Linked DNA regions of Homo sapiens: all the other regions are linked to region 1. The links are chromatin contacts, found by Hi-C or POLR2A ChIA-PET in ENCODE. All regions are on one chromosome and are shown on one strand. Each heading gives the region's core, a stretch centred on a gene start or an enhancer-like site at or near the end of the contact. The rest is flanking DNA. Distances are from core to core; before and after follow the strand shown. Region 1 has its middle 19 kb from the start of MIR1587. Region 2 has its middle 71 kb from the start of MIR3937. Region 3 has its middle 56 kb from the start of LINC03053. Region 4 overlaps LOC105373180 (a long non-coding RNA gene).

Region 1 (5,195 bases), core at 1,984-4,483:
CTGCGAGGGCCTCAACTCTCTGTGAATGAAGTCCAAATTTATTCTGGAGTCACTTCCATTGACAATAAGACTCTAAATGAGTAAGGACACAGAGCCTTGCCTAATGGCCTCTGTTCTGCCCCCATCAGAGTTTCCCTGCTGGGCCAGGCATTGAACTGGGACTTGGGGCTACACAACTCCTGCTCCTGGGCAAGACAGCAACTACCAGCCATGGGAACAACATTCTCCCAAACCCCTGTCCTGCAGAAATGTTGCCTCTGGTTTCTATAAGCTTTACTGGGAGGAGGCCCTAAGCACAGGCAGGGAGACAGTGGGATTATCAGACGTTGAGAGGGTCATGGCCCTGAACTGTTCTCCCCATCCTGGTGTGAACCTGGCCTTGTCTTTCTTGGTACTTCATTGCTATGGGTTGAACTGTGCCCCACACCCCATTCATCTATGGAAGCCCTAACTCCCAGGACCTCAGAATGTGGCTATATTTAGAGTTAGGGCCTTTAAAGAGGTGATTAAGTTAAAATGAGGCCATTAGGGTGGGCTTAATCCAATACAACTGGTGTCCCTAGAAGAAAATGTGGACCCACGAGAGACACTGGCAGGGTATACGCATAGAGGAAAGACCGTGTGAAGACACAGCAATAAGGTGGCCGTGTGCAAGCCAAGGAGAGAGGCCTCAGGGGAAACCAAACCTTGATCTTGGACTTCCAGCCATCAGAACTGTGAGAACATAAATATCCGTTGTTTAAGCCACTCAGCTTGTGGTCTTCTGTTGCAGCAGCCTGAGGAGACTGATACATTCGTCCTGCATCCCTGTGACAGAATCTTCCTTTAGGTGAGGTGACCAAGGTGGGCCCAGGCCTCCAGAAGTCACTTCCTAATTACCTAGGAAGGGGAGGGAGAACCTCTCCCCATCCTGTCCTGGCAGCACAGAAGGCTGCTTTGATTTGATTAACTGATGGTCACCCACGGGACCCTGGACTTGCCAGTGAAGGGTCAGCTCAGGATAGGCAGGAGGCTGGCACAAAGTGTCAGCCTCTCTGGGAGCAGGCGAACACCAGGCAGCCCTCAGCCTGGCCCCAGAGGGGTTGTGGTCTGTGGGTGTCCCCAGGCCTTGTCTGACTCACACAGCTCCCTAAATGTCCCAGGTCTGCCCCTGGGGGTGTGCAGTTTGGCTCCAGCTCTGTCAACACTCTGGACTTGATGTAGGTACTGAGTGACTGGAAAAGCAGCCCTGACTGCAGCCACCCAAAGCCCAGCCCACTCCTGGGTGCAGGGCGGGCAGCCCTTCCTCCTCCCTGGACTCTGTTTCCACCACACATGAATCCTGGGCCTGCCTGGCCCCGACGCATTTTTTATTTTGCTATCTATATTCTTTCCATTGTCCTGATGTAAATAATTTAAACTGACATAGAAAGAAAGGGCAGGCCTTGCTACAAAATGGAGGCTGTCAACTCCCCGAACCTCCATTTCTTTTCGCCTCCTGTGCTCATCTCTTCCCTGTTCTGTTCGATTTGCCTCGTTCTAGAACCTTTCTCTAGTGCTCTCTTGTTTTTTTGTTTTTTTTTTTTTTTTTTTTGAGAAAGAGTCTCACTGTGTCGCCCAGGCTGGAGTGCAGTGGCGTGACCTCGGTTCACCGCAACCTCTGCCTCACGGGTTCAAGCGATTCTCCTGCCTTAGCCTCCCGAGTAGCTGGGATTACAGGCACACGCCACTATACCTGGCTAATTTTCATATTTTTAGTAGAGACAGGGTTTCACCATGCTGGGCAGGCTGGTCTCAAACTCCTGACCTCAGGTGATCCGCCCACCTCGGCCTCCCAAAGTGCTGGGATTACAGGCATGAGCCACCGTGCCCGGCCTCTAGTGCTCTCTAGCTCCACACACATGCATGCATGCACATGAACACGCCACACACGTGCACACACACACCCTTCTCCCCCTCCCCCCAGGTGTCAGTGAGCAGAGTGTGTGTGACATTGTGTGTCTGTCTCTGGGATACAGTTTCTCTCTCTTGGTGTGAATTGCCTGTCTCGTCTGCATTTCTCATTCTGTTTCTCATCTCCCTACTTTCCTTTGCCTCTCTCTGCTGTTTGCATATGTGAGGGAAAGAGCTGCTTCATTTGTGAAGTGGCCTTATTCCATGGCCTCATTATGCAATCACACAGCATGGAGCTCTCTTGGGGGTTAAGTGGGGAAGGCAGAAGACAGGGCCAGGGAGAATTCATCATCTTTCCCCCGGAAAGCTGTGCATTTTCAGAAGATATAAGGGACAAGTTTGGGGTTCACAGACCCTCAGGGGCTTTTGTGCGTCACCTGGACCTTCTGTGATCGGTACATGGAGCTGCAGCTGGCCACTGGCATTGTCTGGAGAGCAGCCCTGGCCTCTCTCAGCCTTGAACCAGGAAGCAGGCTTTATTTGTCAGGAGAGGGCATAGCCAGGATTTCCTGAAGGTTCTGGCCTCCAGCCTGCAACCCGGCACTGTCCAATAGAAATATAATGCAAGCCACAAATGTGAGCCACATATGTATTAATAATTTTAATGTTCGAGAAGCCACATTAAAAAGGTAAAAAGGAACAGGTGAAATTGACTTAATCATATATTTTGATCAACCCGATGTATCTAAAATATTATCATTTCAATATGAAACCAGGAAAAAATTATTGACAAGGTATTTGACATTCTTTTCTTGAAACTAAATCTTCAAAGTCTGGTGTGCATTCTATGCTGACAGAGGATCTCAATTTGGCCGGGCCACATTTCAAGTGTTCAGTAGAAACATGTGGCTAGTGGCCCCTGTCCTGGACAGCACAGGCCCAGCCTACCAAGCCTGAGGTCTGGAAGTTCTGTTTCGGCTGTCTAAATGGCAGCAATACAAGCGCGTCCTCAGTGTGTATGTCTGATGGGAAGACGACGAGGTGATGTGCGGGAAGTTCACTGAGCCATTATTCTCCCATTACCATCATTAGCAGTAATCATCATGAATGCACTGGCATGGCCCACGTCCGGCCCTGTTGCTGCTTGCTTCCAGTTCACGCGGCATTCTGTGCCGGGGAATTGCTGACCCAGATTCTGTTTTGCTGGGGGGGCAGAGGGAGCTGAGGGTGCAGTTTCCAGGTGCTCTAGGCCTGCCTCCCAGCTGAGACCCCACCTACTAGGTGTGTGCTCCTCCCCTTTCTTTAGGTACCAGGCACCCCTCCAGCTTCTATATATAGCACTCTGTGGCGACAGCTGGCTATCTGATGACTCATCAGTCACCGTGGGCGTCTCCGGATGGAACCCTGAACATTTATTCAGAGGGTGCTTTTGCCAGTTTCTGAACGACTCCTAGTAAGTCCTGCCTTTTGGGGATTGTTTTAACCCCATGGAGATTGGGGGTTTGAAGACTCAGTGGGTTCCTGTCTGAAGGCCTCTGGGGGCTTAAAAAGTCCAGTGGGGCTTTGGGGAACTGGCTCCAGGTAAGCCTGTGAACGCAGAGGAATGCATTCTCAAACTGAGGGCTTGAGTGGTCTCTCCTTGGTCATCTGTCCATCTAAGTACCTGGCTGGCCCCAGATTGCCCCTGGAAGTGGGGCTTGGGAGATGTTAGCTCCTTTCAGGAGCTGCAGGGCTCCTCCCATGTATTTTCTGTGGGGCATCAAAGACCCAGGGCTGGCTTTGGAGCTGGGTTTAATGTAGGCTGCTCTGCTCACCAACTCCACCATCCTGGGCAAGTCCCTTCTGCTCTCTGGGTTTCCGTTTCCTCCTCTGTGCAATGCAGTCAATACCATTGTGGCCGTCTGGTTCTGAGGGTTGGAGGAGGTGCCGTCTGTAACAACTGTTATTACTGTGCAGCCCAGGGGCCCCATCACTTCGGTTTTCTCAGAAGCAGCTTCTGAGACGCGGATTCGTGTGGAAGCAATTTATTAAGGAAGTGCTCCCAAGAAACACGGAAGGGTATGGAAGGGCAGGACCAAGAAGGGGAGGAAGCCAGTTTCAGACAAAGTCCCTCTGCAGAAGGGTCTTAGTCCATCCAGGCTGCTGTAACACGGTACCACACGCGGGGGGGCTGATAAACCACAGACACGTACTTCTCATGGTTCTGGAGGCTGAGAGGCCGAGATCAGGGTACCAGCACGGTCGGGTTTGGGGGAGGGCCCTCTTCTGGGCTGTAGATTGCCAACTTTTCCTTGTGCCCTCACATGGCAGAGACAGGGAGAGAGAGCTCTCTGGGGTCGCTTTTTATAAGGGCACTGACCCCCTTCATGAGGGCTCCATCCTCATGACCTCATGACCTCCCAAAGGAGGAGCTCTGGAGGGCAAGTGTCAACTCAGAGCCTGTCCTGACTCCAGGCAAGAGCACTGTACCTGCATGCTCCCTTGCACCAGCTAGGAGCTACCGTGAGTGTGGGGATTGAAACTCCTGGGTACTTCTGGCTCTGAGGGGGATGTGCCCCGGGCGGGCCTGCAAAGAGTCCCAGGCACAGGCTGTGGGAATTAGGAGAGGGGAAGCTATATGGGGTGGGGGAAGGAGCCCGAGGGGATGTGGGTGAAGCATCTAGAGTGTCCCCACCACCCCTTTGCTTATCTGTCCTCCCACCAGAGGGGGCCAGGCCAGCACCCCTGTATGGATGGGACTGGGGCCGGGGAAGGAGGCTGGAGTCAGGAGGAGAGGCACCACCCAGGCCTTACTCTTCATATGGGTGGAACCATCCCATGAACAAGTGGGATGAGGAAGCCTGAGGAGCTTTTGGCCAAGCTTAGCCTCTGGGGGTGCCCAACACTGGGCACGGATAGGGCTGGGGCACAGACCCAATATTCCAGTACCTCCAAGTCTTTTGTCCGGCACCCAGGCTAGGGGCCCTGAAGATGCTTCACTGTCCAGCGGGATGGGGTTGGGGAAATATTTTTGTTCTCTTCAGCTCAGTAGCCTTCTTCCTTCCTTTCATCACCTTGTCTAAGACTGGCCGGGTCTTTTCTCAAGGTCACCCCAGGAACCAGGGTTCCTTGGGTTCTGTCGCCAGCTCTGGGCACCTCTCCACCATGGGCCACCTGGCTCTTTCATTTTCTTACTTCCAACTTCCACCTTCTCTTCTGCAGCATTGAGCTGCTTTTCTCAGCCTCTCTGGACTTAAAGCAACTTGGCCCAAAGGCTGCCAGTTGCCCTTTCTCAACCCTCCAATGCTTCTGTGCCCTCTACCAGGGATGGGGCTGTGGAATCC
Region 2 (5,195 bases), core at 1,826-4,325, 120 kb after region 1:
GCTAGTCAGAGGTCAAGTTGAATTTCAATCACCTAGAAGCTTGAAGGCTGCTGGGTGGGGACTACGCATGGTTAATGTTGCTCTGTGTGGTGCCTCGGCATGGCTCATGGTCCACATGGAAGGCAGCCAAGACTCCATCACTCTTTCATTATCTGAGCAGGTCATTCTGTACCTCAGTTTCCCCATCTCCTTTCTTAAGAGATGATCATGGATACCATTTGTTAAGCACCTACTATGTACTGGCAGCTTTATGTAAAATAGATCTACTCCTCATGGCAATCCTGAAAGGTACATATTAATAGCCCTTTTGAGAGATGAAGAGATTGAGGTTCAGAATTCACTACCTTGGCTCAAGGCCACACAGTGAGTGGTTAAGCAGGTTCCAATCCAGACTTACTTAGACGACAAAGCCCAGGCTATTTTCTACCACCTCTAGCTCCCTCCTTTAAAAAGAAAATAGCTACCATGTGCCAGGCACTTCTTGAGAATGATTTCCTTTCCTGCAACACTCCTGAGAGGTCATGATTATGACTTTCATTTTACAGATGATAAAACAGGTTCAGAGAGGTTTTGTAGGTTGCACAAGGTCACACAGCTTAGTGGTGTTAGGTCTGGTTTTCAAACCTGGGTCTGTCTGTGTCCAAGCTCTCCCTCTTTCCATGATGTCATATATGTGAAACGGCAATTAACTAAACATGCCAATTTCTCCAGATAGCCAGAGGTTATCTGGCTGTTTGTCACCTTTTGAGGGGCAGAAAAAAGGGAATGTTTTAAAAGCTAATGTTAGGAAAAATAGGTGAGACACTTGGGAAAACCCCCTGACTGTAAAAGGTATAAGGCACAGGAGCAAGAATCCAGCAGAGGGTGAGGGACTCAGTCCATCTGTCCATTCATCCATCCATCCACTTGTTCACCCATCCATCCAGCCATCCATCCAACCATCCATCCATCCATCCATCCATCCTCCCATCCACTCATCCATCCATCCATCCATCCATCCATCCATCCTCCCATCCACTCATCCACTCATCCATCCATCCATCCATCCATCCATCCTCCCATCCACTCATCCATCCCTGATCTTTGAGGAGAGACCAGGAGCCTTGGGATGTTCTGCTGGCCTGTCTGCTTTGTAAGTCTGTGTCTCGTGTCCCAGGTGTGATCTCAAGGAAGGGAGGTGCCTCCTGGTGCAAAAGGTAATTATGCAGAGGAACCTCAGGCCCCATACATGGAGGAGGTTCTCCTCACTGACGCCTGACCTCTCCAAAGGGCAGAAAGCAGATTTTATGGACATCTCTAGGGTTTGGGATGCACGTTGGCTTTCAGCTCAGGAAGACACCTGAGGCTGGAGAACCTGAAACAGGGACAGAGATTGATGATTTATTAAGGTAACTCTGAGATCCCCCTATCTTTCTGGGTCCAGGATTTACACCAAAGGGAACCTCCACTTTATCTCTCCTTCCCACACCCATGTCTACATGGCAGATGGGAATTCAGGGTGTAGAGGGTGTGGTGGGGGCAAGGGAGAGGAACAGGAAGACAGTTCATTCAGAACTCTCATGTGGCATTTGTGGCTGCTGCTTCCACTTCATTGATCAGATTTTTCCCAATTTGCCAGGCTTGGGAAACTGATCTGAAAGGTTGCTCAGAACATTTTGGGGATCTGTCCTTCAGAATCTACCCAAGAACATTTGTCCCCTTCTGAGTCTGGTCCCAGCCTCCATGGGGCTTCAGACTGCAGTATGAGCTTTTTAAACTCAGTTTTTCCTCTTTCTATGCTATTGGCCCTGATCCCTTTGAGAACCTTCCGTGGCCCTCACAGCTTTATCTGCTACTTCCCCAGCATGGTTTGACAGTGAGGCCTCTGTTGTGGCATTGGTGTAATCCAGTTCAGCAAATATTTACTGGGCCTGATCCCTGCCAAGAACCATGCAAGACCTGGGAGACAAACGCACCCTGCAGCCAGTGGCCTGGGAACTTCTGTTCGTTAACCCCATCTACAAGGAGACAGCCTTGTGAGTCCTTTTTGCATGAACTATCTCATTTAGCCCTCAACTCAATGCCCATTTTTCAGATGGCAAAACCGAGGCCTTGAGAATTTCCCCTTTATCCTATTTCACTCAGCTCATGCCACAGAGATGAGATTTGCACTTATTTTGATTTCAAAATCTATATTTTCATCACACTCCTTTGACTCACTTGGGCCAAAGCCTCAGTTTCCTCAGATGTGTGATGGGGACAATTTTATTCGCAACCTTAAAAGAATGTTGTGAGAGTCTTTTGTTTTCTTTTCCTTTCCCTTTCTCTTTCTCTCTTTCTCTCTTTCTTTCTTTCTTTCTTTCTTTCTTTCTTTCTTTCTTTCTTTCTTTCTTTTCCTTCTTTCTTTCTTTCTTTTCTTTCCTTCTTTCCTTCTTTCTTTTTTTGAGATAAGATCTTGCCCTGTTGCCTAGGCTGGAGTGCAGTGGCACGATCATAGCTCATTGCAGACTTGAAAACCTGGGCTCAAGCCTCTCACTTCAGCTTCCCAAATAAGTGGGACTATAGGCACATGCCACCATGCCTGCCTAATTAATTTTTTTTTTTAATTTCGTAGAGGTGGGGTCTCACTTTGTTGCCCAGGCTGTCATTTACTTATTGTGATGATGAAGTGGGGTCTGGAAAGCTGCTCTGCCTTGCGGAAGAGTTAACTGATCCAGGAGCTTATTACAACCTCAGGAAAGCCCTTGCTGAGTAGGCACTTAGAATCTTCATAGTGAGCGGTGCTGCTAGCTCTTCTTCCCAACACTGGTGTACTACCGCAGCACCTGGAACCCCAGAGGGACATTACTTCTATGCTTTGATTCCTTAGAGCTCCATGAGGGTGTCCAGGGGAGGGGGAGAGTCAAGTATATCACGGACTGTTAATGAAGGCCTTCAAGATGATCTTGTAAAAATCCAACCCCATCATGATACAGTGTGGAAGCTGAAGCCTGGAGAAGGGCTGGGACTTGTCCAAGACCACGCAGCTGTTTCTTGGCAGAACTGGAGTGACCAGGCGGCTGTTAGGACTTTCCCTGTGGGACTCTGGGGTTTGTTGATCAAGTTCAAGTCTCAGCTTTTCCAGCATGAAAATGCACGGCCTCTGAGAAATGACACAGGGAAGGTGCCTGCAGGAAGAGGAGGGGAGAAGAGGGAGAAAAGTCAGGAGGGATGGGAGTCCTAGGCACTGCCTTTTGAAAAACATTAAATATGAGAGTTGATATAATCCAGGGGACCTCCAAACTGGCGGAGTGCCCCAGGACTCCCACCTGCAGCAAGCTGGGAGTCTGGCACTGGAATCTGTTTTATAAATGAGTTCCCTGGGTTACCGAAGCACGCACTCTGGCCCAACCCCTGACAGAGGGGCACCTGAACCCTGTGGGGCCAAGCTGGTTTGTCACCCAGCTCCTCCCTGGTGGGGCAGGTCCCACTGTCCCCTGCAATAAGGTCAGTCCCAGTCCCTCCCCCCACCTCCATTTCTCCAGTTGATCACGGTCCTCCTTGCCCACAGCCACCATGGACCCCATGACAAACACACGAGGCTCAGGCCTGGAAGATCTATTAGTGCCACTCCTGTCACCGCCCGCAGAGCAGGAGGAGAGGCAGCCAAATGCTGTGCTAATTATTCTAGCTTCCAGCAGGGTCTCGGAGGTCCCAGCCATGGTAAATCTTAACTTTCATGCTATGGTGCACCGGGATGCAATTTACTTCAAAGAGAGCATAAATCCCCACTGCGGCGTGTATCAGAGGAGTGTTACATAAAAGTGGCCCATGTGCTTCCCACCCTGGCTGCCTTCTCTCGCTCCCCTTCTCTCCCTCCCTCACTCTCTCCTCGTAAGTTTGAAAAAGCCAGCCCGCGGTTGGTTACACATCTCGCACGCAAAAACATTTACACACACGTCTGCTCCCAGCCTTATAAATCACCAGGCTTGGCGACTTGGCAGTGGGAACACAGGCGAGCTCTATTTTTACCAGCCCCATCCGCAGACAGCCCCGGGGGCCCCTCCTTTCCTACAGTGACACCTACTGGTGCTAGCTTTGGCCAAAGGCAGCCTTGCCGCTTCAGACCCATTTCTCAGGCTTTGGAGGATGGTAACTGATCAAGGCCTGGCCCTTCCCCCAATTCTTCCTCTGCTAACCCCTTCCAGCCTCTGGGGAATTCCTCCAGCCACAAATTCCACCCAGGAAGCCCCGCCCCACCACCAACGCCCTCAACCAGGCTTGACATAATAATTACCTTCCACAGAGCTGCGGACTGCAAGAGGCAAGGCCAGCACAACTCATTAGGATGTCAAAGGATCAAGGGAATTGGGGAGGGGACTGCCTACCAGGTCACCACCCCCCCACCTTCGGCCCCAAAAGCAAGGTTCCTTCCTGTAATGCAACCTCCTGGGGGGTTGTCCAGTTGTGTTTCAAGCAATTACTTCCCTGTGAAAGACATCTGTTATCTTCGCTGACACACACGAGACTGGCGGCCGATGTGGTTTCTGCGAGGGGCTTGTGAATCCTGGCATTGTCATCGCAGCCCCGGTTGGGAACGAAGGGGGTGGGGTGAGACAGAGGCACGTCTGTCTCCCATCCCCAGGCCCCAGCCCCAGCCTCCTCCCAGCGACCTCTCCGGAGGCAGCCGTGCCAGGTCTAATGCTCCTAATGTCATCTTTGCAGATCCATTTGTGATTCCTTGATGCTGTAATTACTGCGGCTCCACTCCCCTCGCAGCAGCTGCCATTAGCTGGGCAGACCGCAGGCTGCGGTGACGTGGCCTTGGCAGCCTGGGGGGCCTCTGAGGGTTGGCTGGGGTGGGTAGGACCCTCCCTGCAGGCCCAGAGCTGCCAAGAGGCCCAGGGAGGCTGGCTGAGCTGGTCGAATGCTGGCCTTTAGTGGCTTTGCCCTGAGTGTAACCTCCTCCCACTTCTCCCCGCAGTCAGTCGACTGTGGAAAGTGCCCCAGGGTGCAAATGCCCCAGGGTGAAGGGTGAATTCTGCACAGTTCCAACTCAGCCGCTGACACACTGGTGACCCTGGGCAAGTCACAGCCCCTCTAAGCTTTGGTTCCCTCAATCATAAAAAGGACAGGGTTGAATTCCCCAAGAGGAGGGGAGGTAGCTTCCCTTCCAGCCCTGACTGGGGATCCCTCTTTTTTCCTATCTCAGCACCTGGAAGGACCTGTACAAATGA
Region 3 (5,195 bases), core at 845-3,344, 98 kb before region 1:
ATGCTTGAGAAGCTGAAAAGCCAAATAGGGGACAGCGAGGTCCCCTATAACCCAGAGGTTAGCTATGGCAGCTAGCATCCCTTAGGGCTGGAAGGACAAAGGGGAAAGGAAGCACTAAGGGGACGTGGGAGCTGGAGTCAACTGACGGGAGCTGGAACCACACAGAAGATGCAGGAGAAGCAAATGATGCTAGAGATGCTGCCCAAGGCAAAGGGAATGGGGAGAAATACCCTGATTTCTCCCTCTTCCTGCCCTCTGGCTCCCACCAGTGTACCCCATTGGCTGAACCATAATAGAGGCCACTTGCAAAGGAACCTGGGAAATGTAGTTTCCTGTTGCACCAAGCAGAGCAAGAGAAGGGAAGGAAATGGATCTCAGAAGAGACAAACGACAGATACTCCCTGGCCAAGAAGCCTTCTGTAGTTCCCCTCTATCCACCAAATAAACTCCAGACTCCTCAGCCTGACTTTCTGCTTGCTCTGGGAACTATTTCTGTTCGCTTTGCTAGGCTTGTCTGCCATTGCCTCTGCGTGTTCTCACTAAAGGTGGATGATGCTGGGACCCTGCTTCTGGCATCTGCCCACCTCTGGACCTTTCCTCACTCAGCATCCTGTACCCAGAGTGCTTTTCCTTCCAGTCAGGCTTGTTGCAATCTTGCCCAGACTTGTACTGCCCAGGTGAAACGCCACCACCTTCATGAAGCCTTCCTGACCAGCACTTCCAGCCCCACCTCCACACAAACAAACGTTCTTTTTATTCTTTCCCAGCACTTCCTGGGTTGATGCCTCGCCTCGTTTCTTCCTGTATCACAGTTATTAATGGGCTTGTCTCGGCTTCCCATTAGACCGCAGGCTTCCTAAAAGGCTTGTTCAAAATGAAGCCTCCACAGCGCCTTGCACCTAGAAAGGGCTCACTGCATTTTAGTTTAATGAATGAACAAATAAGTCGCAAGCAACACATCAGCAGGTTGCAATGCCCAGTCAATGTAGGGGAATTAATTTTGACTTTGGCAATCCATGCCTTGGGGGGTGTGACAAGGCCCCAGGAAATGCGAGGTGGGGAGTCGCTCAGGGCGGGGAGCAGATGTCCACATTCTGCTTTGTTATTACTTCAGCTTATTGGTCCAGGTTTTTTCTTTTAGACAGAAAAGAATCCGCCCATGTTTTCATGTTGTTCTCATTGAAATACACCCACAGGCGTTGAAACGAACCCACTGGTGAAGTGCAAGGAGAGAGAGGGCAGCCCGTTTGTTTCTTCACTAAGGTTTGGGGCTGCAGCTTATGGGCCGGAATTCCCAGGGGCTCCAGCGCAGGAAGCTGAGGGCAGAATGAGGGAGTCGGAGAAACTGGTGGTGAGCTTCTCCTTAGGTAAATGGTCGAAGCAGTGGGGGGTTGGGGAGATGCTTTGGCGCTGGAGCTTTTAAAATGTGACTGTGAATTCACGTTTGTAGGAAGCCTTTTTCAAATGCTTTCCTTTTCCCTTCAGGGAGTTGCAGAGGGTGTGAAGGGTGCGGTGCGGAGCTGGGTGGAAGGCAGAGGTGGCTTGGGCTGGGAACCCCTATTTCAGGCTGTTCATTTGTTCGGTGGTTCAGTTCCTTCCTTCCTTCATTTGTTCATTCATACATTGAATAAATGTGAATTGATGATCCACCAGAACGATAAGACTTTTGGAGCCAGTAGTCTAAGCTCTGTATTTGGAAAAGGAAGGCTCAGAAAGGTGTGCTCCAAGTGACCTGCTCCACGTCACACAACCAGTTACGAGCTGTGGTAAGATTTGAACCTTCATCTCGTGCTTCCCAGTCCAGCGCTCCCAGGGCTTTGTGGGGGCTGCTAAGGGGACCCCAATGGGCCCTTTCCTGGCACACTTTGTTTTAAGCTGAGTTCTTCCAGTGGGTGAAGAAATGTGGCTCCCTCTGAACTCACAACTGAACCTGTCCTCAGTGCCCTGCCCCGGTGCAGTGCAGGTCTCTGATGGGGCTGCTGCACAGACCGCACTCTGTGCTCAGTGTTTATAAAGCCGCGTCAGCCTTGGGTGTGGACAGGAGTGACCTGTGCTGTCTAAACAAACCGCGAGCTTCTGGCGGCCTGCCTGCCTGCCTGCCAGGGTGCATGTGACGTTCTCTGGCCAAGCGAGGTTGGTTCGATTGGAACTCCTGGCTTTGCTCCTTTTGAGTGCAGCAGTGTGTAAATGTAGGTCTGAGCCCTTTAGTGCCCCAGAGGGAGCAGAGGCTGGCTATCATCTAAGATGCAAAGGTGCGTGGTTTCCCATCATGTTACTGCCAGCTCCTTCCACCTCCCCCGAGCTATTCCTTCTTTCTTTCCTGTTTCTCTTAATCACCAAGGGACAAAGAAGAGACCTGTCGTCCAAAAAATCCAAGCAGATGTCACCTACGAGAAACCACAGGAACAGGCAGATTTTAGTAAAATGAAGGCCTAGCAGCTGCTTTCAAAGACTCTGCCCCTAAATAATGCAACTTCGGTTTGTCATTCCAGATGTATGTTTGAAAAATCAGGCTTAAGTCTGTCATTTTAAATGGCTTTTTAAATGACACAGAAATTTTACTATTTTTAGGTCAAATACCTTGCAGAAGTTGACATTTTAAGGTTTGGCTATGTGTGAAAACATCCAAAGGGAAACGTGTGCTTTCTTTTTTCTAGAAACAATAAACAGGATGAGTGGCCTTAGTTTATTTGTGCACGTTCTTACCTCTCTTGTATTTGCATCTCCAGTGTTTATTGGTGTGATTCTTCAGGCATACACTCAACATGGCAGATGTCACCTGAAGGCCGCCCTTTAGAGATGAGGTCCCCACAAATAAGAGCAGGTCATTAGACTAGAACCGCCTTTGTTCCCTTAACTACAGTGTTTTCTGTCTCCACACAGAGCACACTATATATAAAGCCATAACCATTCAGAGTCACACATGGACTATATAAAGGCACTGCTGAGAGATGAAAGATGTTTTTAACCCCTTCCTCTCAGGCGTCTGTGGCAGCTGCAACCACTCAGTTTTAGAATGTGCCAAGTTCTGTTCTGGGCTGCAGTGGGGTTGTGGGGGTGGGGGTGGTGGAAGAGGAGGAGGGAGCTGTGAATGAAGCAGCAAGGTGAGAGGAGTGGTTCTCCCACCCCAACCCTCACTCCCTCTTTCTTGCCTCAGTTTAGAGCTGCTGGGAATCCCCCAGGGATAAGGGTGACAACAGAGAAGGAAGCGTAACAGCAATGGACAGGACTGTAGGGGCAGCCTTCTGTGATTTTAGACTGGGTCCCTGTACTCTGCAGTCTCTTCAGGGATGTTAGGGCACTTGAAACTACAGGGTAAAGGTGGCAGCGCTTCCTGGAGGATCAATTGTATTGGATTTGAAGTGATTGTCAATGTCGCTCTTCTATTCAAACAAGCACAGGGCCCTCTGATGGAATAGAATGTAGATGGACATGAACAGCGATGCCAAACATGGTACATCAAGACGTGCCCAGCCTGCTGAGGTGCCACTTTGGACTCTACCTTGACACCCTTAGAAGGCTGTTAACGCCTTTTGGTGACAAAGATTAAGAAACCCTGCCCCAGGCTGGTTGCTGTTGCTCACACCTGTAATCCCAGCACTTTGGGAGGCCGAGGCAGGCGAATCACAAGGTCAGGAGTTCGAGACCAGCCTGGCCAATATGGTGAAACCCTGTCTCTACTAAAAATACAAAAATTAGCTGGGCACGGTGGCAGGTGCCCCTAGTCCCAGCTGTTCAGGAGGCTGAGGCAGGAGAATCGCTTGAACCTGGGAGGTGGAGGTTGCAGTGAGCCGAGATTGCACCATTGCACTCCAGCCTGGGCCATAGAGCGAGACTCCATCTCAAAAAAAAAGAAAGAAAGAAAGAAAGAAAGAAACCAACCTTGCCCTAAATAATATGCTAAATGCAGTATAACATAGAAGTGCTTTAGTGCAAGGAACACGGCTGGGGTTGAAGGCCTGGCTCTGCTGCTTACTAACTGTGTGACTTGGGGTGAGTTACTCCACCTTTGTGAGCCTCAGTTTCTTCCTCTGTAAAATGGGGCTGGTACCAGCTCCTTTCTTAGAGAGTGTTTGTGAGGATTAAAATAAGAAGATGCACTGGAGTGTCTGGCCCCTGGCCCCTAGAAAAGGCTCCATGAGAGCTAGTAATTATTTTGGTTCAATTGTAGGATATGTGGAAATACTTGATCTGTCAGCTTTTGCTCAGATGGGCATATGCTGTGGCCGAAGTGGGAATTGGCCAAGTCTGATTGACTGGAGGCTGACATTCTCATGGCCATCTCTTTTCCAGAAGTGCAGGAAGAGAGAATGGTGTGGGCCTACTGGCCCAGTATTCTGCCCAGGTGCCTACCCTTGAGAACCCCCAGAACCGTGCTCTCCCATTTTGAGCTGACATCCCTGTGGGAACTTCCTTTGGCAATGGAAACCGTTCAGTTTGAGCCCAGCCCCTGGCAGGGCCCACCATAGCCACTGGGCTTGTGTAACAGCCTCACTCCTGTGAGGGCACCACTGTGGGAGTACAGAGGATGCCCAGATGGGCAGTGCAGAAAATGCTGTCACAACACGCCCTGGGCCCTTAGAGGCATAGTAGTAATAACAGCTCAGGCTCCCTCATCCCTGAACTCTGCCCACATCCCAAGGCTACTCTGCTCTGCCCATTTCTTCTGCATGACCTATATGGTTGCTTTTGAGAAAAGCCACGTTCTGCTTCTGAAACTTGCTGTCCTTGATAATATGTCCCATGCAAGGGGAGAGAAGGGTGGGGGAGCCCAGCTGGACAGGTGTGAGGAAAGGGGGAAACAGCTGGTGGACAACTCTGCCCTGCACTAGACACTGTGGTGCTTTGAAAGATACATCCATATGTTTTTTGATACTCTTCCTCTCAGGAGGGAAGCCAGCGGCCATGTGGTGAGGGTACTCAAGCGGCCTATGGGGAACCCCACATGGTGAAGACTGAGGCCTCCTGACAACAGCCACATGAGGGAGCCATCTTGGAAGCAGATTATGCAGCCCCAATTGAGCCTTCAGATGACTGCAGCCCTAGCCCACACCTTGGCTGAAACCTCATGAGAGATCTTAGGTCAGAACAACTGAGCCTAGCTACTCCCAGATTCCTGACCCACAGAATCTGTGAGATAATAGCGTGCGTGATTTTAAGCTGCATAAATTTGAGCTAATTTATTATGAAGTAAT
Region 4 (5,195 bases), core at 1,278-3,777, 81 kb before region 1:
ATTTTTTATGACGGAGTTTCACTCTATTGCCCAGGCTGTAGTACAGTGGCGCCATCTTGGCTCAATGCAATCTCCGCCTCCCGGGTTCAAGGAATTCTCCTGCCTCAGCCTCCTGAGTAGCTGGGATTACAGGCGTGCGCCACCACGCCCGGCTAATTTTTGTATTTTTAGTAAAGATGGGGTTTCACCATGTTGGTCAGGCTGGTCTCGAACTCCTAACCTCGTGATCCACCCGTTTCGGCTTCCCAAAGTGCTGAGATTAAAGGCGTGAGCCCCCGTGCCAGCTACTTTTTGAATTAAAACAATACAACGCTTAAAAAAATTTACAAAGCAATGCATACCCTTTGCAAAAGGCTAAGGAGACAGGGAGAAATAATTATAGTTGTTGTATTTGTTGATTCTGTTACAAGTTGCATATTCCTTATCCTAAATCCTGGGACCAGAAGTGTTTTGGATTTTGGATTTTTTTTTATTTTGGAATATATGCATATGCATGATGACATATCTTGGGGTTGGGGCCCAAGTCTAAACACAAAATTTATTAATGTTTCATATACATCTTACATGTGTAGCCTGAAGGTAATTTTATACAATATTATTAATAATTTTGTTCACAAAACAAAGTTTTGATGGTCTTTTGACTGCGACCCATCACATGGGGTCAGGTGTAGAATTTCCTACTTGTGGTGTCATGTTGGCATTCAAAAAGTTTTGGACTTTGGAGCATTTCAGATTTTTGGTTTTCAGATTAAGAATGCTCAACCTCTACTACGTGTGCCTGGCACTGTTCTGAGATCTTGATATGTATAATCTCATTTAATCTTCACAATATAGTACACTGAGAAGAATGATGGCCCCATTTTACAGGTGAAGAAACTGAGTAACTGAGAGGCTAGCTAACCTGCTCTAAATCACACAGCTAGTAAGAGGAGAGCTAGGATAGAGGCGAATCAAAGTCACCCATAATCCCATCTTTCCTAGAGAAGGCCACTGTTAAGATCTTAATATTTGTTAACCGTGTTATGCGTATACGTGCGTGTGTTTGTGTATGCACATATAAGAGGACCTTTAATTACAGATATGTGACAAAATCTTATCCCATGACAGTTTCCTCCTTCCTCTTTTTCCTCTTCCTTGCTTTGGCTTTGACTGGGACCTTTCCCCCTACTTTTGGGGGATTTTCCAGGACACATCTGGAGAGTCTCTTTTGTGCAGATCAGGAAGCCAGGCTCTTGAGTAAAAAATAAGGCCTTTGCTGAAGCAGAGGAAATCAGAAAGACCACCTGATGGCAACGTTCTTGGAGGGAAGGGACCCCCAGAGGTGACATGCAGGTGGGAAGCACAAAAGTTGCCAGGCCGTGGGGGTCAGTGGGTGACTTGGCCAAAGATGCTACCCCTGGCTTCTTCGATGCTGCAGGGACCAGGCCTGTGTCCAGTTAGGCTGAGTTGAACCCTGTGACCATTTTGAAAAAAGGGCTGTGGACAGAGTAATAGAGAATGTGTTCTGGATACAGAAGCCAGGAAGTCATCTCAGCTTTGAGGAGGGCTGGCCAGGGGCCAGAGTTCAGGGGAGCGCTGGCCCTGGGCTTGCCGAGCATCCAAGCTCTCTAGGCCTGCCCTCGACCCCCCAAGCCCTTGTTCTCACCCCACCCCAATCCACCCGTGGCCCCTCACCTTCCATAGCTGCACACTCCTTATTGTTCAGGAACAAAGGCAGTTCAGATTTTTGAAAAAGAAGGAGAACAAATAAACTCCGCGGAACTCATCCTGCTTGTAAGTGAGCGGGTGGCTCTGGCCCCCGACTTGGGGAGTCATGCAGGCCCTGGTGGTGGTGTCGGGAGGTGGTGGGGGGGCGGGCCCTGGGACAGCTTAGCTGGAAGGGAGCGGGGGCAGGGAGGTGCAGCAAGATAGGAACCGTTGGTGATTTATGGCGCCAATAAGCACAATGGCTCAGTCTTGTGGTTTCCCCTTAAGATGTGTCTGAGCGCAGCCCCCTTGGAGCATCACCTATGTGTGCTGAGGTCAGGAGCCCAGCGTCTCTGCTCTCTGCCAATGGGTGCCCGCCCCACCCCCCGCTGGGGGCTCAGGGAGCGCCCCTACCTGGGTCTGAAGGGCGAGGGGAAGATGTACAGGCATGACGTGGAATGTGGCTTCAATCAGGAAGGTGCAGGGGGACGAGTTGGTGAGCAGAAAGGTCTGGCTTCCTCTTAGGGACAGAGCCCAGGATGCATAGACTGGGAGGGTATTTTGGAGAATCAGCCAGTGAGTAGATTACATTTTGGCGGCCGTCTTGCTGCTTTGAGCTTCAGCCAGCCTGCCCTGGATTGTCCCAGGCTAGAATTCTGGGGTGCTGGAGGTACCAACATTTGTTGAGTGTCTACTGTGTGCTGGGTGCTGGGCTAAACCCTGAACACTTCACTTCTGTTCTTTAAACTTTACAATGCCACCCTGCATAAGTATTACTATTAGTTTCATTTTTCAGATAAGGAAAGTGAAACCCAGAGAGCTCAAATAGCTTACCCAAAGTCCACGGCTAGTAGGAGGCAGAACTGGGATTCAAACCTAAATTTGTCCAAATCTAGAACCTTTGCTTTTAAATGCCACACCTGAGGGATCTCAAGTTACCTTAAGAACCAAGGAGCCCTAGTATGCTTCAATGCTTAAGGGTTGAGTTTGCTAAGGGGCAGGCCTGGCAGAGGTGGTGGGGTGGGGTGGGGGACAAAGAGGACACGGAAGCAGGTCTCCAGAAGCCCTCCAAAGTGAACCTAGACTACTCTCTAAACAGCAGACTGTTTCCAAAGCCTGTGCAGTCTGGGGTCCACTATGACCAACTGATCTGCTGGTAGGCAACTGGCACACTCACCTTGAAGACTAAGACATTTTTCTTTCTGAAAGTTTGACTTCAGGACTAACTCCATCTGGCCTGTTGGCTTCCAGTGCTGTTCCTGACTGCAGAGAGAGAGAGAGAGAGAGAGAGAGAGAGAGAGAGAGAGAGAATGCAACGTTGACTTGTAAGCTAGTGGATGTCAAAGTTCTGGCTTCCCACCGTGGACTTCAGCCTTGGCCGCTTTCAGTTGTCGGGGTCACTCAGAAGCTCATCTTTGTTTGGCCATTTGTTGGGCTAAGAGTGACCAGGCAGATGGTTCTCCTGGGCACAGGTGGCTGTCCTGCCCCTTTCCCCTCCCTCACCCTCCAGCAGGCTCCTGTGTGTCTTACCCCTCCCTCTGCAGCCAGGCACTGAGCAGGGATGTTTCCCTCTCCTCTAGGAGCTCAGATGCTGGAAACAGCATTACCTTCGCTTGAGGGAAACGCGGAACCAGCCCGAACGGAAATGTTGTCAAGAATCCCAGTGCCCATTACTTCCCTTCTGCTAGTGCCACTTTAACAGCTTGAGCCTTCCCCTGTGGGCTTGCTGGGGCAGGTCAGGAGAGTCTCCTGCCAGTGCTGGGCCACCGGCTTCTGGCAGGCTGGAGAGACCTGGCCCCTCAGGCAGGCTGCACGGCCGCCCAAGAAGGCTGTTCCTTGGCTGCCTGGGCCCCTCCAGGCAGTACCAGCACACTCTCCGGTGGCCCGAGCGAGGTCCTCTGTGTGTGGGGAGGTACAGGCAGGCCCTGCTGACTGCAGGCCCCTTTTTTGCCATTCACCGGCTGCTTTCTGCACCCCAGGTCGACGACGCCGGGCAAAACCTTGGCAAGATGGCACTGGGGGGTGGAGGGTTGTACAGCCACAGGTTCTTCCTGGGAGGGCCTGGCTGGAGGTGAGTCACTGAACCCCCTGCAGTTGAGTCCATTCCTCTCGGAGAGCTTAGTGATGTCCTCACAGTCAGTGGCCTCCAGGCTTCTGGGAGGGAAAGAGCCGTGGAAGAGGCTGCCTGCCTCCTGGTGATGGCTCAGAGAAGGGGCGCTCCCCAGGGCCTGGCCGCTACCAGCCGCACGAGCCCCGAATGGACATACGCAGATTTGTTTTTCATCTGTGACTGAGAGGTTTTCAGGCCCCTTTGGCACGAAGATTTCCCTGGCTCTCAGTAAACCAACACTCTGGGGCGTGACAGACCTAAGCGACTGGCATGTACAAGGCCCGGGCTACACAGAGCCACCAGGAGGCCCACCAGCAGGCAGGCTGGCAAGGCTGGGTGACAGCATGAGTTTTGGAGTCAGATGGAACTGGGTTCAAATTTTGGCTTCATAATCTTGTGAGTTATTTTCCTTCCTGGCTCCCCAGTCTCCTGGTCTGGAAAATGAGGACAATAAAAGATTCTTTCCAGGGTTACTGGGAGACTTCAACTGGATAGCACTTGTAAGAGCTGAGGCCGGGCCCCTGTAATCCCAGGACTTTGAGAGGCCAAGGCAGGAGGATTGCTTGAGCCCGGGAGTTTGAGACCAGTCTGGGCAACATAGCAAGACACCATCTCATATTTTGTTTTTTTTTAAATTATTTTTTTTTTGAAAGGGAATCTCACACTCTCTCCCAGGCTGGAGTGCAGTGGTGCAATCTTGGCTCACTGCAACCTCCATCTCCTGGGTTCAAGCAATTCTCCCACCTCAGCCTCCCAAGTAGCTGAGATTACAGGTGTCTGCTACCATACCCAGCTAATTTTTGTATTTTAGTAGAAACGGGATCTCACCATGTTGAACAGGTTGGTCTCAAACTCCTGACCTCAAATGATCCAACTGCCTTGGCCTCCCAAAGTGCCGGGATTACAGGCGTGAGCCACCATGCCTGGCTGTCATTTTTTTTTTTTAATAGAGCTGGGCTCAATGCCAGCCACATGACAAGTGCTCAGGGATGTAGCTGCTGTGACTCTTCCTGGGTGCTTTGTCTCCCATCCTTGGCAAGTACTTCCTCCTTGCTCTTCCTTGTTTGCCCACCGTCTTTCTTCAGGTGCAAGGTGGTCTCAGGCAGCCACAGGGGCTGGGAGGAGAACTTATCTGATAAACTTATTCTTAACCGGCAACAGGATCTGAAAGTGTTAGTGTCGGGAGTATTTGCTTTTTTTTTGAGACAGGGTCTCACTCTGTTACCCAGGCTGGAGTGCAGTGGCCCGATCTTGGCTCACTACAACCTCCACCTCCTGGGTTCAAGGGATCCTCCCACCTCAGCCTCCCAAGTAGCTGGGCCTACAGGCATGCACCACCACATTCAGCTAATTTTTTGTGTTTTTAGTAGAGACAGCGTTTTGCCATGTTGCCCAGGCT

What was found. Hi-C counts contacts between places; a loop is a spot of excess contacts on that map. ChIA-PET counts read pairs that join two places held with the same protein, here RNA polymerase II (POLR2A). Pooled maps may share reads with other maps.
Region 2: a map of CD4-positive, alpha-beta T cell shows a loop between it and region 1 (2.6-fold over the local background). The contact joins two enhancer-like sites. A Hi-C loop is called at or near these places in 3 of 168 maps with a recorded cell type or tissue (CD4-positive, alpha-beta T cell, K562 and naive thymus-derived CD4-positive, alpha-beta T cell), 4 of 37 single-sample maps with no recorded cell type and 11 of 50 pooled maps. POLR2A ChIA-PET finds 5 or more read pairs at or near these places in 2 of 52 experiments (AG04450 and activated CD4-positive, alpha-beta T cell).
Region 3: a pooled map shows a loop between it and region 1 (2.7-fold over the local background). The contact joins two enhancer-like sites. A Hi-C loop is called at or near these places in 6 of 50 pooled maps. POLR2A ChIA-PET finds 5 or more read pairs at or near these places in 5 of 52 experiments (A673, CD4-positive, alpha-beta T cell, activated CD4-positive, alpha-beta T cell and 2 more).
Region 4: a loop to region 1 is called in a map of naive thymus-derived CD4-positive, alpha-beta T cell, with 2.2 times the contacts of the local background. The contact joins two enhancer-like sites. A Hi-C loop is called at or near these places in 1 of 168 maps with a recorded cell type or tissue (naive thymus-derived CD4-positive, alpha-beta T cell), 17 of 37 single-sample maps with no recorded cell type and 11 of 50 pooled maps. POLR2A ChIA-PET finds 5 or more read pairs at or near these places in 6 of 52 experiments (A673, activated CD4-positive, alpha-beta T cell, activated CD4-positive, alpha-beta memory T cell and 3 more).

What each region holds. Positions count from the first base shown.
Region 1 is chrX:39,853,894-39,859,088 of GRCh38, reverse strand. No RefSeq gene overlaps it. Among named protein-coding and RNA genes, the nearest start is that of MIR1587, 19 kb to the right of the region's middle. RefSeq lists enhancers at 660-1,160, 3,262-3,341, 3,612-3,731. Within about 2 kb of position 3,233, at least 10 of the 41 ENCODE cell types and tissues checked have a DNase peak (open chromatin) inside an H3K27ac peak, as active enhancers do.
Region 2 is chrX:39,729,756-39,734,950 of GRCh38, reverse strand. No RefSeq gene overlaps it. Among named protein-coding and RNA genes, the nearest start is that of MIR3937, 71 kb to the right of the region's middle. RefSeq lists an enhancer at 3,902-4,196. Within about 2 kb of position 3,075, at least 4 of the 41 ENCODE cell types and tissues checked have a DNase peak (open chromatin) inside an H3K27ac peak, as active enhancers do.
Region 3 is chrX:39,950,935-39,956,129 of GRCh38, reverse strand. No RefSeq gene overlaps it. Among named protein-coding and RNA genes, the nearest start is that of LINC03053, 56 kb to the left of the region's middle. RefSeq lists a silencer at 1,972-2,200. Within about 2 kb of position 2,094, at least 4 of the 41 ENCODE cell types and tissues checked have a DNase peak (open chromatin) inside an H3K27ac peak, as active enhancers do.
Region 4 is chrX:39,934,348-39,939,542 of GRCh38, reverse strand. It overlaps LOC105373180 (a long non-coding RNA gene), which reads right to left. Exons shown (of 5, transcript XR_949028.3): 2 at 2,864-2,949; 3 at 2,101-2,234; 4 at 1,675-1,693; 5 at 449-1,476. Among named protein-coding and RNA genes, the nearest start is that of LINC03053, 72 kb to the left of the region's middle. RefSeq lists an enhancer at 2,355-2,584. Within about 2 kb of position 2,527, at least 3 of the 41 ENCODE cell types and tissues checked have a DNase peak (open chromatin) inside an H3K27ac peak, as active enhancers do.